Regions from separate parts of the Mus musculus genome. Here all the other regions are linked to region 3. A link is a contact called in ENCODE Hi-C or POLR2A ChIA-PET data. All regions are on one chromosome and are shown on one strand. Each heading gives the region's core, a stretch centred on a gene start or an enhancer-like site at or near the end of the contact. The rest is flanking DNA. Distances are from core to core; before and after follow the strand shown. Region 1 overlaps Cpa2 (carboxypeptidase A2, pancreatic). Region 2 holds the start of 1700012C14Rik (RIKEN cDNA 1700012C14 gene). Region 3 holds the start of Tmem209 (transmembrane protein 209).

Region 1 (3,926 bases), core at 430-2,929, 38 kb after region 3:
ATATATATTATATATATTTATATGTGTCTTGTTACCTTCCTAAAATTCTCCCACTTAAGAAAAAAGTGTCTTAGTTTGGCTAGAAGAAGAGTGTGAAAGAATACATATATATAAAGCATGCTCTCTCTCACTTGCCGATCTAACAAATAGGTGTTTGTGGCAGCAAACGCTGGCAACAGCTGGATACTGTTTCAGGTCTGTCTCTGTAAAGGTGGGGAAGCCTTGAGATGTGGGGAATGCTCAGAATTTCAATGAGCCTTAAAAATTGGGGTCGGAGTAGCCAGTGACTGGAGGATGTCCCCATTGTCTCAGGGCCTGCACTAGCACATTTTGTATTTTGTAGCACAAGTCTGCCACATCTCTTTTAGTGTCACTACGGTTTGCTGGTTAAGGTGAAAGACTTCCCTGCTGGACATGGTCTAGGGGGGACAAAGTCACAGGCAAATCAGACAAGTGCCATTTTACTTTGCACAGAACTGGAAAGAACCGGCTGTGTTGGGGCAAGATGGCTTCTCTTTTTCAGAGTGACTCATCATCCCCGTGACGGCTTCCTGCCGTCCCCAGCCAGGCTGCGGAGAGACTGGGAACGCACGGGCGACAAGACCCTAATAGCTGCATTCGCCCAGTCACTCAATTACAGATGCCTGTTTATCATTTGAACCTTTCAGATTTACCAAGAAATGGATAACCTCGTGGCTGAGAACCCTGGTCTAGTGAGCAAAGTGAATATCGGTTCATCTTTTGAAAATCGGCCCATGAATGTGCTCAAGGTATAAAGGGAGCAGTGACTTTTGTTTTCCCTCTCATGATGCTTCTAGAATCCCGCTCCTCCCAGCTGCGCTTGCAGAGCAAGTTCCCCCCCACCCCCCACCCCTTTTTTCTCTCGCTCTTTTTTTTTTTCCTTCTCTTTTTTCCTTCCTAACCAGTCTTTGCTGGTTTTGAGCATCTCCACCACCACCCGCCCCCTTCCTTTTTCTTTTTCTTTTTTTTTTTTCCCCTCTTTTTCCTGCACGCTGACGCAGGTCTGCAGGAGAGAATTAATGTGTCCTGATAGATGCGTTCGTGAGGAGCCAGGCCGAGCGCGCCAATTGGAGCCGAGCTGGAGAGGCGGCGGGCGGGGGGGGGGGGGGGAGGGGCGGGCGAGCACTGGGGATATTAATCAAAGTGGGAGTTCTTTGCGGATTTTTTTTTTCTTCTCTCTTTCCTTGTAAAAGCCAGCTTAAAAACAAACAAGAAACAAGCAAGCAAGCAAACAAAAAGCACCTAGTAATTGTTTGAACCACATTAAAAAGCAAAGAAAAACAACCACCCTGTTCCCCTCCCCCCAAAAAAACCAAACCACCCCCCCCAAATTAGTTTCTCAGTGTGCAGAGGATGACAGACAACTAAATGCAAAGGTAATACCCCGGAATGAAGGCATTCCCCGCCCCCCAACCCCCAGGTGACAGCTGAAAACTGGCTCAGGTTCACTGCACCTGGTCACCCCTAACAGTATTCGGGGAGATAGTTTCAAGCGTTTGCACTTTGTTCAGGAAAAAAACAAACAAACAAACAAACCAAAAACAGTGAAAGTTATTTTCCCAGACTTCCTAGAAAGAGTTTGTTAAGGGGGGTGTGTGTGGGGAGGTAATGTCACAACACCCTACTAAATTTGGAAACGTTGTGGCTAGGAACCAACTGACTAACTGGGACATGGATTCCTCCAGAGCGGTTTCCCCAAAGCTGGCCTGGGAGGGGTTGCCACTACTGGCCAGGGCTAGGATGCAAGCTTGCCACTACTGTCCCTCTCTTTTCTGCCCGGCCTACCTCTGAGTCAGGGAACTCTGAATTCTCCGGCCTTGGTTTTTTCTGGCCTTCGATTTTTCCAAGTGGTTTGGTGGTTGAGACATTTTTTTTCTTTCTTTCTTTCTTTTCTTTTTTTAAAGTTCCCTACTTTTGACATCTGAGCACTCTGAAGGAAAAAGACTCAACACATTTTCAACTAACTTTCCCAAACCTGTGAAACGTGAAAATCTTAGCAAGAATTTGCATTTTTCATTTACCTTATCTGCCGTGCTTCGGTTGTTGCACAAAGGTAGAAGTTGATGGTGCAAAAATAATCTTTCCTTCCTATTTAGTGATCCAATTGGCAAGGCCACTGTTCCAAATAACCCAGTCACTTAGATTAGACAACTGAAGGGCTGGAGAGCGCCATGGGAGCGTTGCGGTCCCGTTTTGATGGAGGCTCTGATGAGATTCTTAGAACCGAAATAATAGATCAGTGCATAAACATTGGCAAACAGAAAAACAGACAAAAAGAGCGAGGACTAGCTTTGGCAACTCGAATTCACCACTATACGATGATAGCTGTAAATATTTTCTCTTTTTCTTCCCCCCCCTCCTTACCCCTCCTCACCACCCCCATACATTTGCTTGCAAGCTTACTCCCACATGAACTAGTCTTTTAAAAATAAGAATGACGTACTACCTGAAACCTGTTTCTCCCTTAATTTATAACGTGAGCAAATTTTCCTTACATTATCTGCAATATTTTTTTTTTTACAAACATTAAGGGAAGAAAATTTCGCTTTGTTTCTCAATCTGCATTTAAACCTCTTCTTTCTTTCTTTCTTTCTTTCTTTCTTTCTTTCTTTCTTAAGAAAGGGACTAAACAAACTGATGGAAGAATCAAGCCAGTGTCACCTGTCCATCTCCTCTTGTTCTCTTAATCCCAGGGGACAGAGAAAGACAGGGGACAGAGAAAGACAGGGGACAGAGAAAGACCCTGTGGTAGGGAGAGAACCCATCGCTCTGTTTGTTTTGCAGTTCAGCACCGGAGGAGACAAGCCAGCCATCTGGCTTGATGCGGGGATCCACGCTCGAGAGTGGGTTACGCAAGCTACTGCACTGTGGACAGCAAATAAGGTCATTTTGCTTAAAATTCCTCACATACTTTGTCTTTGGGGAGTTAGGTTCTCTAAGTAAGCACACACTGCCCTGGTGGGCCTGATTGCGAACACTCTCAGCCAAATCCTCCTCTTGCCACAGCGGCAGGAAACAGATTCAGGCAAGCTTTCTTTTCTTTGGTGTTGGATCATGGTACTGAGTCCGTAGGCCCCTTGTTAAAAAAAAACACAGCAAGCCAGAAGAATTGGAAGGGGTGGCAGGCACCGTCTGGGATCTCAAGTTTCAGCCTAGAAGCAGGAGGGAAGCTTGGCCCTTAGAGGGAGGGGCCTCCACTACAAAGTCTTGAAAGGGCTTCAGAGGGCAAATGGAAACACGTGCGAGAAGACGCTAACCTACCGATCTAAAGTGAACCGAGCTGACGGAGTGTAGGTTGTTCTGAATATTGCCCAAATCTGATTCGGAACTCAGAATGTAGCAATTTCTCCCTTCCACATGGTCCTTGGCACAAGAGCCAGGACACGATGCTGGGTGTGACCTAGGCTGGTATTTCTTAAGTAATTCCAAAATGACATGCTATAAATCAGAATGTTAATTCATGAGCAAAGGAAATCAATCCACATCAGATCATTCAAGCATGTGCAACCACGTGCATGCCGACTGATACATTTTTCCCTTCAATTAAAATGCGGTTACCTTTAGGGTATTATGAAATGGATATTTAACAGTTGAATAATAATGCCTTAGGATGGCTGAGCACAGGAAATGAATAAATTTTAATCCAGCAGAAACTTCAGCTCTCCTGCAATTGATTGCAGTCAAAATGTAATTCCCCAAATGGAATTTAACCCTTCCTCCATATCTTTAGCAAAGTCCCCGAATATTTAAGCAATCTGATGTTGGTCCCGAGTTCTTTTGGAAAGTCACCCCATTGGAGGATTAATGAATATCAAGGGTTTTTTCTTGAATATCAAGTTTTAAAAATTTAGTTTATAGATCCAAATAAGCCATATGTGCCATTTCCCACCATTGCAAAAAGTATC
Region 2 (3,910 bases), core at 236-2,735, 49 kb before region 3:
TGCTGCAGTCAGGCGTCACTCTGTCCACTTTCTGCTTAGCTAATTTGTGCTGGAGCCGGCGTGGTGGTGCACCCTCGTTTTTTCATCCCAGCATTTCGGCGGAGGCAGGTGGACCTGTGAGTTTGAGGCTAGCCTGGTCTATATACACTGAGTTTCAGGCCAACCAGGGCTTCTTAAAACAAAATCAGAAACCAAACAAAAACATTGTGTTGGGATGCGGGAGGATAAGCCAAGGGCCACCAAAGTGTTCTTGCCAAGGGAGTTACCAGCTCTCCCAATGCCAGAGGAAGGGTCTCCTTGGTAAGAACTCTCACTGCACCGATAAAGGACCAGACCCTTCCCCAGGTGGGCGGGGCTCCGCGGAGCCGCAGTGCAGCACGATGAAGCCTGTGCCTGGGACGGGAAGCTGCTCTGGAAGCGAGCGCCAAGTCCCCCAGGTGCCACCGCCAGTCACTTGTCCCGGCAAAGCTCCCAGTGTCCACATAGATGCGGAGCCAGGTCAGGATTTTTCGAATGTAAAATGGCCTCGTGCTTCGCGGAGAAGCTGCCCAGGGTGGGTTCTCTGCCGCCCCCTGGCGAGCAGCGCTGGTCCTGGTCGTGGGCACCGCGACTAGCAGCGGCCGGTGCCCACGCTAACTGTGCATCTAGTGGGTACGCAACCGGCTGGGATGCCACCGGGGCACAACCTTGTATTCAGGCTGATAGCACCCGGAGGCAGGGCTTCTACCCAGCAAACCGGTTAGAGGAATCAGGTACTGAGAATAGAGTACTTTAGCTCAAGGCTCAGAGGAGCACAAAGAGCTAGAAAGCTTTTCAGGGACAGCACCCACCACCTCCTGGTGGCTTCTGGAAGGGGAGGAAGCCTACGAAAGAAACCAGAAAAACTGCAGGAGACTTGGAAAGTTAGGGCGAGGAGAGGCGGTGCTCAGAAGGCACTGATATATAATCGCGCTCCAAGGCAGTTAGTTGGGAAATTTTAAGTTCGAGGCTACGACAATGATCTTTTTGGTAAATAGGGTGAGGCCACTTTGGCCAGGGCACTCAAGAGTACATATACAGAGCAAGGCCTGGCCTTCAGCTCCCATCTCTTTATCCTGGGGTGGGGAGCCAACCTGAGCACAGCAGTCACCCTGGGGCAGCACCTCCAGAGGATGCACTGGAGGCCAAACTCTGGCCTTGAGGGAGACAGGTCCACTTGGAATTAGGACGGGGTACCACGGGTGTAGGACCTTCTCCACTAAAGCTTCGCAGGATGAGGATCCTCCCTCCCTCCCTGCCTTCCACAGCCCAGTGTGGCAAGAGGGGCCTAGGGCTGCGGGGGAGAGAACCACTCCAAACCGGAATGATCTGGTTTAAGGCAAGCTGATTCTCCCTCCGCTCTCCCCCGCCCTCCCTTCTCCTCCTGCGACAGGCTGCTTTTTGTCGCAGTCCCCTGACCAAGGTAAACAGGAGGGAGGAAAGAAAGCTCTGTTTCCATGGCAACCTAGAGGGCGGTCGATTTGGCTCTCTCGGAAGTGCTTGTATGAAGGGGAAAAGAGGCCTCACTGGAAAAGCAACAGGGAGGAAAGATCCTAGCCGCGTTCCTGATGGGGGTTATTCTGGAAGGTGATGTGGGCCTGGAGTAGGAGAGGTGAGGGGCCTGGCACCCTCAAGTGAGGTGGCAGATGGAGCCCGGGACCTGGATACTCCAGGGGCTGGATTCACACCAGAAATGCCACCATCAACCTGGGAAGTATCAAACAGGTGCCAGAGCTCTCCGGGCACATGCTTAAACCCTCACGCCTTGCTAGCCCAGTCCAGAAAAGCTTCCATGGCCGCTCGCTCTGCTAAGCCACGGGGATAAGCCCGGCTCAGTCACCAGGATGAGACTCAGGGCCAAAGACAGGTTCTGTCTGAAAGACTCCCCACCCAGTTCTTGGAGAGTGAGCTAAGAGAGCGCTCCTCCCCTGAGAGTAAGGCTCCAGCATCCTTTCTCCTCCAGACTGGCCCAGCTCCTGTGTGGCACCATGAGAAGAACAGAGTAACCCCAGCATGGGTTGATGGGTGTGGGTCACCATCTCCTGAAGGAGGAGGACTGTCCTGTCACTCTTCAGAGGTCAGCTGAAGTCCTCACTAACCAGATAATTACCACACACTGAGACTTTTCTGAGGAGCACCCTGAGAGGGCCAGTAGCCTCTCAGGGTTCCTATCAGCGTCCTCATAAACTCCTTCTGTCCCGGCTTGGGGAAGATAAGGCAGCTTGCCTTGTCTTTAGCTATCATCTGAATAGCCCGGCCAGGAGAAAAAAGACAGAAGCTATGGGTTGGTCTTCTTCTGACCCCAGGGACGCAGCAGTAGAGACAGGGACTATGTGGAATCTGTATGAGGTATCTTGGTTTCCTCAGGCCACACGGTGACTCCTGGCAGTGAGGCTTCCAAGATTTGGAAATCCCAGCTCCGGAGCCTTTCCCTGGAGCCAGTGGAAGCACCTGATCTGTCGGGGGGGGGGGGGCTGGGGGGGGGGGAGATACCTTTCAGACCAGAACAAGGCAACAGATGGACGCGTTTTCCTTGTAAGATGCCCAGAAAGGCCACATCTCAGCTCTTTCCATGGCGTGGGGATTCCAAAGCTACCTGACCTTGGTGTCTTGCCACGATGCTCCCTTTAGTCCAGCCATGGTGCCGCTCCTTGGATGATGAAGTGTGTTGTTGGGGGCCTTGGCACCAGTGGCTCGCTCTTCCTCCTGCGTTTCTGTGGGTCTGTCCTCCATCTCCGGTTCTCTATTCAAATATCATCTCAGTGAGGAAGAGTCAAAGCTAGGGTCCCACTAGGAAGACTCCAAGGCCTTTGCCCTGACCCTTCTACCGGCTCTGTCCCCTTCCCATCTCCCCCATGGTCATAGAGTTTACTGCCTGTTTGTTCCACCATCAGGAGGACAGGAGCTGACTCTATCTTGTTCATTCCATAGTCCTTAGAGCCTGGAACAAAGTAGGTGTTCAATAAACACTTTCAGCTAGCTGGATAGCTAGGGGCCTGGGTTCAGAAGGCGGGGGCCCTCCACCTGTCCTGCAATCTGTAGAGGCCTGTGGTGCCTGCTACCTCCTACAAGCTGCAGAGCAATGTGACACACTTCCAGTGAGGCCCGCAGAGGGATCCAGTGTGTAGCCACTATGTAGGAAAGAAGCGAACAGTAGAAGGGGATGCTGCACTCAGATAGATAGGCTGGGTCACTGCAGCCAGGCTGTAGGAGGCATGGTTGATAACATCTAAAGTAGGATTGGAGTGATTCAAGTCAGCCTGAGGCCCAGGACCCTGCCCGTCGGGCATAGCAGAGGAAGACAACAGCCCAAGCATCTTCTCTCTGCCTCTGCCTTCTGCCTTCTGGGCACTGGGAGGAGCTGCTGGGGGTGGGGAGAAGAGGCACGACTAGAAGGCCTCTTCTAAGACCTCTAAGAACTGCACATCTCTTCTTTCCGACAGGGAGCCTCGGCAGCTGTGACTGGCGTTCTGCATGCCTCTCTGCTTCCTGAGGCTACTCACTTCCTTGCTTGCATGTGGCCACAGTGGCAAGTTCCAACAGTTTCTTCAGTCAACGACCCCTCCCTCCCGACTTTGCAGTTTGAGTCACCTTCAATTTCCTGCCTGCCTGCCCCTTCCCTGATTGACCTGATAAATCCAGGACAGCTTTTATTGCTTTTGGCAAAACATTGCCATTAAGATTTACGGAGCCAAAAGCTGGTACAATGTAATCTTCAGAGTAATTTACACAGTGAGTTTCAAAAGATGAAAAGTTAGCGTTTCCGAGGTAATTTCATAAAAAGGATTATCAGATTAATCACTGTGTCGATTTAATCGTGGTTTCTAAAATAATTAATTAGCCTGCTTGAAGTCAGCCATGCAAAGAGGACCCCAGAAGGAATACAAATGGC
Region 3 (3,956 bases), core at 219-2,718:
TTCCTTCACTAGACTCATGACTTTGGGAAACTGAGTAAGAACTCATTTGTCTGAATAAAAGAATGAATACTAAGCTGAATTAAATTTACAAGCAAGTTTTCATATGTAGTAAATCTAAATTATAGTGGAAATTACTTACCGATATACCAGAGGGGCCAGTATGTCACATTATAATATGTACTGATTAACTTTCCAGTCCTGAAAAGATTAGAAAGGCTTTCCAGTTATTTAAATAAATAAATAACACGCCCACCACAAACCAACCAAACACTTAAAACCAAAACAAATATAAAAAGCCACAGTGCCAGCCAACAATAGTTAAAATTTTCACTTATGGGCTGATTAACTTACATTTCAGTATATATCATTCCAGCCATGGATACATTTAGGAGTCCCCAAGCTAAAACCACTTTCCTAGTTTCTGTTTCTTTTCTCATCTTGATGGTTCTGTCAATAAGGGAAGGATTGGGGCTTACGTCTCCTTGCATCTATTCAAAGGCAAAACAAAAAACAAAAAAACAAAACAGCCTGAAATGAAAAGAAACTACTCTTAAGAAATCAAAAATGTCTGTTGTAAAGTAACTGCTCCCCCCCCCAACTTTTCTCTTCTTTAAAATTTCTCCCCAACTTTCCCCTTTAATATTAGTATATGAAACTTTAATATTAGTATACACAACCCTGAAATATCTTCTTAGGTACCACAGAAAAATCAGCAGGGAACTTGCTGGTTATTTCAGAGAAGCTAATGGTTCCAATAAATTAAAATGTTTTGCTACATAATGTAATGGTTTGTTATTAAGTTCGCAAAGAGTTCTTTTGTCTCTGCTTCGAGTTACTACATCTAGATGAAGAGACACCAGATATCAACTTTTGTCATTACTGTGTCAGACCCTAACCTTGACCATGGAGTGATACAGGCTTAGCATCTCCTTTTGGTGATGAAATTGTAAAGCTTTTCTCACGGGGTGGACGGGTACTATTCACGTGAAGAGTCAAGAGAGAGACGGGAACGGGAACACGTGCGTTCAGTTTGGGTTACTAAAACTGTCATCTCCTTTGTCTCGCTAGGCTCAGCTCTGCAATCACTGAGAGGGCAGCTCCCGGGAGTCATATTCTAGAGCACATTAGCATCCTTCCCGCCTTCCTGCCCCGCGCCAAAACTCTCCTCGGAGAGCTTCCCTCCCTGGCTACCTCAGTACGAGCTTTATAATTATCCTTCATGTGTCTTTCTTCCCTTGCACTACAAGTGGCAAGATTCCTAGCTACATCATCCCCTGGCTGAACCTCAGGCACAACTTTAGGTTTGGAACTCTGAGGGAACAGCACGGACTCCATGTCCAGGAAGCACAAGACAACCCCCCCAAACGCACCATGTTCTTCAGCAGGAAGCCGTGGACTCGCGCCACTCCCTACTGCACATGCGCAGAGGCAAGACTAAGGCGGCGGCGGCGGGCAAGCCGGGCTACAGTTACCGGAAGAACCGGGCCCTCTCTTCTCGCGAGAGGGAGAGGGGTGGGGCAGAAGGACCCGAGCCGCGATCGTTGCCAGGGGAACGCCCTCGGATTTGTGCCTCCTACTTAGCTGCAGGAAAAGGCTGAGCTGCAAAATTCAGACCAGATTCTGAACACTTAGTAAAAAGTAATGATTGTAGCAAGCTGAAGTTTGGATATTACTAATTGTAGCTTTATCTAGGGCCCCCTACGGCTAATTGGTAGGATACAAGCATGCCTGATGTGTTAGACACACTCAGCAATGACAAAGCATTTTTCCTCTTTTGAAGTGTTTTCTCCCTCAATTGGTTTGACCCAATGTAAATTCTCAAATATCCACCTTATGAGGATGCAGCATTAGGAAGAAAAACTGGAACGTTCTATTGAAGTTAGTGGTGGTTTTGGGGTTAAAAACAAACAAACAAACAAAACCCCACCTTTGCCCTGAATGTTCTTTGAAAGAACTGAGAAAAGAGTCACCAGGGAGGTGAGTGGTTTTCCTTAGTAGCTAGTGCAAGTTCTGACAATACGCCATGTGTGGAGTACGAGGCAGGGATGGGGGCTTGGCTTCCTGGCTATTGTTCTAAAGAGCTTTGCCTGTGTCCTGCAGGTGAGGACAGGGAAGCAAGTCCAACTCTGGAAGAGCTTTCTTGGGAGTGGCAGCACTGGCCCAACTAGTGGCCAGCGTAGCCAGTGCCTGGAGAAGTGTGCCAGCCAGGCCTTGGTACATACATGCCTTTAATCCCAGCAATCGAGAGGCGGGGGCAAGTGCCTCTGGAGTTCCAAAGCTAGCCATAATGACATTGTCTCAAGATAGTAACTAAATATCAAGATTAAACAGAAGAAAATGAAGTTTCATTGTGGTAGTGCATAGTGTATGCTCTTAAAGAGCTAATAGGTTTTTAGGTTTTTTTTAAAATCATGTTTATATTGTCTTAGTACAATGTTTGGATCTGGACATAGATTTGGAGATGAACTAACTTGACAATTGTTCCAAGAGAACAGGTTCAATTCTGTCAGTATACAGTCAAATCCAAAATGACAGCTCATTTCTCCACATGTAAGTCTATCTAAAAAGGCCCAAAGATTTATTTATTATTGTACATAAGTACAATGTAGCTGTCTTCTGACACACCAGGAGAGGACGTCGGATCTCAGTATAGGTGGTTGTGAGCCACCATGCAGTTGCTGGGATTTGAACTTAGGACCCTCAGAAGAGTAGTCAGTGCTCCTACTTGCTGAGCCATCTCACCAGCCCTTGGTGTGGTTTCTCTCTGTCTCTCTGTCTCTCTGTCTTTCTGTCTCTCCCTCCCTCTCCCTCTCCCTCTCTCTCCCGCTCCCTCCCTCTCTATCTCTTGCTCTTTTTTTGTTTTTTTTCGAGGCAGAGTTTCTCTGTATAGCCCAGGCTGTCCTGGAACTCACTTTTAGACCAGGTTGGCCTCGAACACAGAAATCCTCCTGCCTCTGCCTCCCGAGTGCTGGGATCAAAGGCGTGCGCTACCACGCCCGGCTCTATCTCTTTCTCTTAATGTAACCCATAAACTAATGTGTATTTCTTCCGGGGCTTAAAAAACACTTGCCACACTGAAGTTGATAGTTACCATTATGTATTATTAGAGTTATCATAACCAAATATCCCAGAACACCAGTGCCTCCTTCAAAAGAAAAAGTTAGGCAGTACTTTAAAAAAAACCCCAAAACACCAGACTTTGTTCCCACACAGGGTTTGGGAAGATGGAATCTAAGACCAGAATGTGAGGAGGGCTGGTTTCTTCTGAGACAGGTGGTGTTGGCTTGTCTATGTGGCTTCATCTTATTCTCTCTGGTGGCCTTTCCCCTGGGTTGGTGAATTCTTGGTGTCCTTTCATCTTCCTTGAGACTACAGTAAGATTAAGGCTCCATCCTCATGGCCTGATTGAACCATCTTTGAGCTCTTGAGGAATTTTCTAAAGAGACATTTATTTTGTGTGTGGTTGTGCCTACATGTGAGTGCACATGTGCCATACTGAGGGTGTGGAGTCAATATTCTGCTTCCACCTCGTGGGCCCCAAGGATCGAATGCAGGCCGCATGCCTTGGCATCATACGCCTTTACCTACTGCTCTCTCTCTTCAATACTCTTTTCTGGCCTTATCTCCAAATACAAGATGGGACTGAAGGTGTCAACATTAAAGTTTAGGGAACACTCAGTGTGGTCTGGAAGGCACTAGAACTGTGTGTGTTAATTTACAATGGTGTGGTACACATTGAAAAAGAGAGAGAGACTGGTGAAAACCAAGACCTTGAACACTTAAAGAGATGGCAGTAAAGGATAAGGACATTTCAACCTCGGTCGCAGAAGGAAGTATATTGAGAAATACCATCAACTCTCTTAGAGGTCCTCTAGATAGATCTGCCCATCTAAGGCATCTAAGAACATGTATCAGTACCTGCAACAGTAGCTTAAGTCTATGTCATAATTGGTTGC

The links. Hi-C counts contacts between places; a loop is a spot of excess contacts on that map. ChIA-PET counts read pairs that join two places held with the same protein, here RNA polymerase II (POLR2A).
Region 1: a map of left cerebral cortex shows a loop between it and region 3 (4-fold over the local background). The contact joins the enhancer-like site here to the promoter of Tmem209 in region 3. A Hi-C loop is called at or near these places in 3 of 37 maps with a recorded cell type or tissue (all left cerebral cortex). POLR2A ChIA-PET finds 5 or more read pairs at or near these places in 3 of 5 experiments (Patski and embryonic stem cell).
Region 2: a loop to region 3 is called in a map of left cerebral cortex, with 3 times the contacts of the local background. The contact joins the promoter of 1700012C14Rik here to the promoter of Tmem209 in region 3. A Hi-C loop is called at or near these places in 1 of 37 maps with a recorded cell type or tissue (left cerebral cortex). POLR2A ChIA-PET finds 5 or more read pairs at or near these places in 5 of 5 experiments (Patski and embryonic stem cell).

What each region holds. Positions count from the first base shown.
Region 1 is chr6:30,546,437-30,550,362 of GRCm38, forward strand. Cpa2 (carboxypeptidase A2, pancreatic) reads left to right here. Exons shown (of 11, transcript NM_001024698.3): 5 at 669-770; 6 at 2,806-2,904. Among named protein-coding and RNA genes, the nearest start is that of Cpa2, 6.8 kb to the left of the region's middle. Within about 2 kb of position 1,680, at least 1 of the 3 ENCODE cell types and tissues checked has a DNase peak (open chromatin) inside an H3K27ac peak, as active enhancers do.
Region 2 is chr6:30,459,500-30,463,409 of GRCm38, forward strand. It overlaps 1700012C14Rik (RIKEN cDNA 1700012C14 gene), which reads left to right and starts at 1,486. Exons shown (of 2, transcript NR_131049.1): 1 at 1,486-1,630; 2 at 3,462-3,814.
Region 3 is chr6:30,508,315-30,512,270 of GRCm38, forward strand. Tmem209 (transmembrane protein 209) reads right to left here and starts at 1,469. Exons shown (of 15, transcript NM_178625.4): 1 at 1,371-1,469; 2 at 352-488; 3 at 140-198. The coding sequence starts at 1,373. It also overlaps a transcript of Ssmem1 not described here.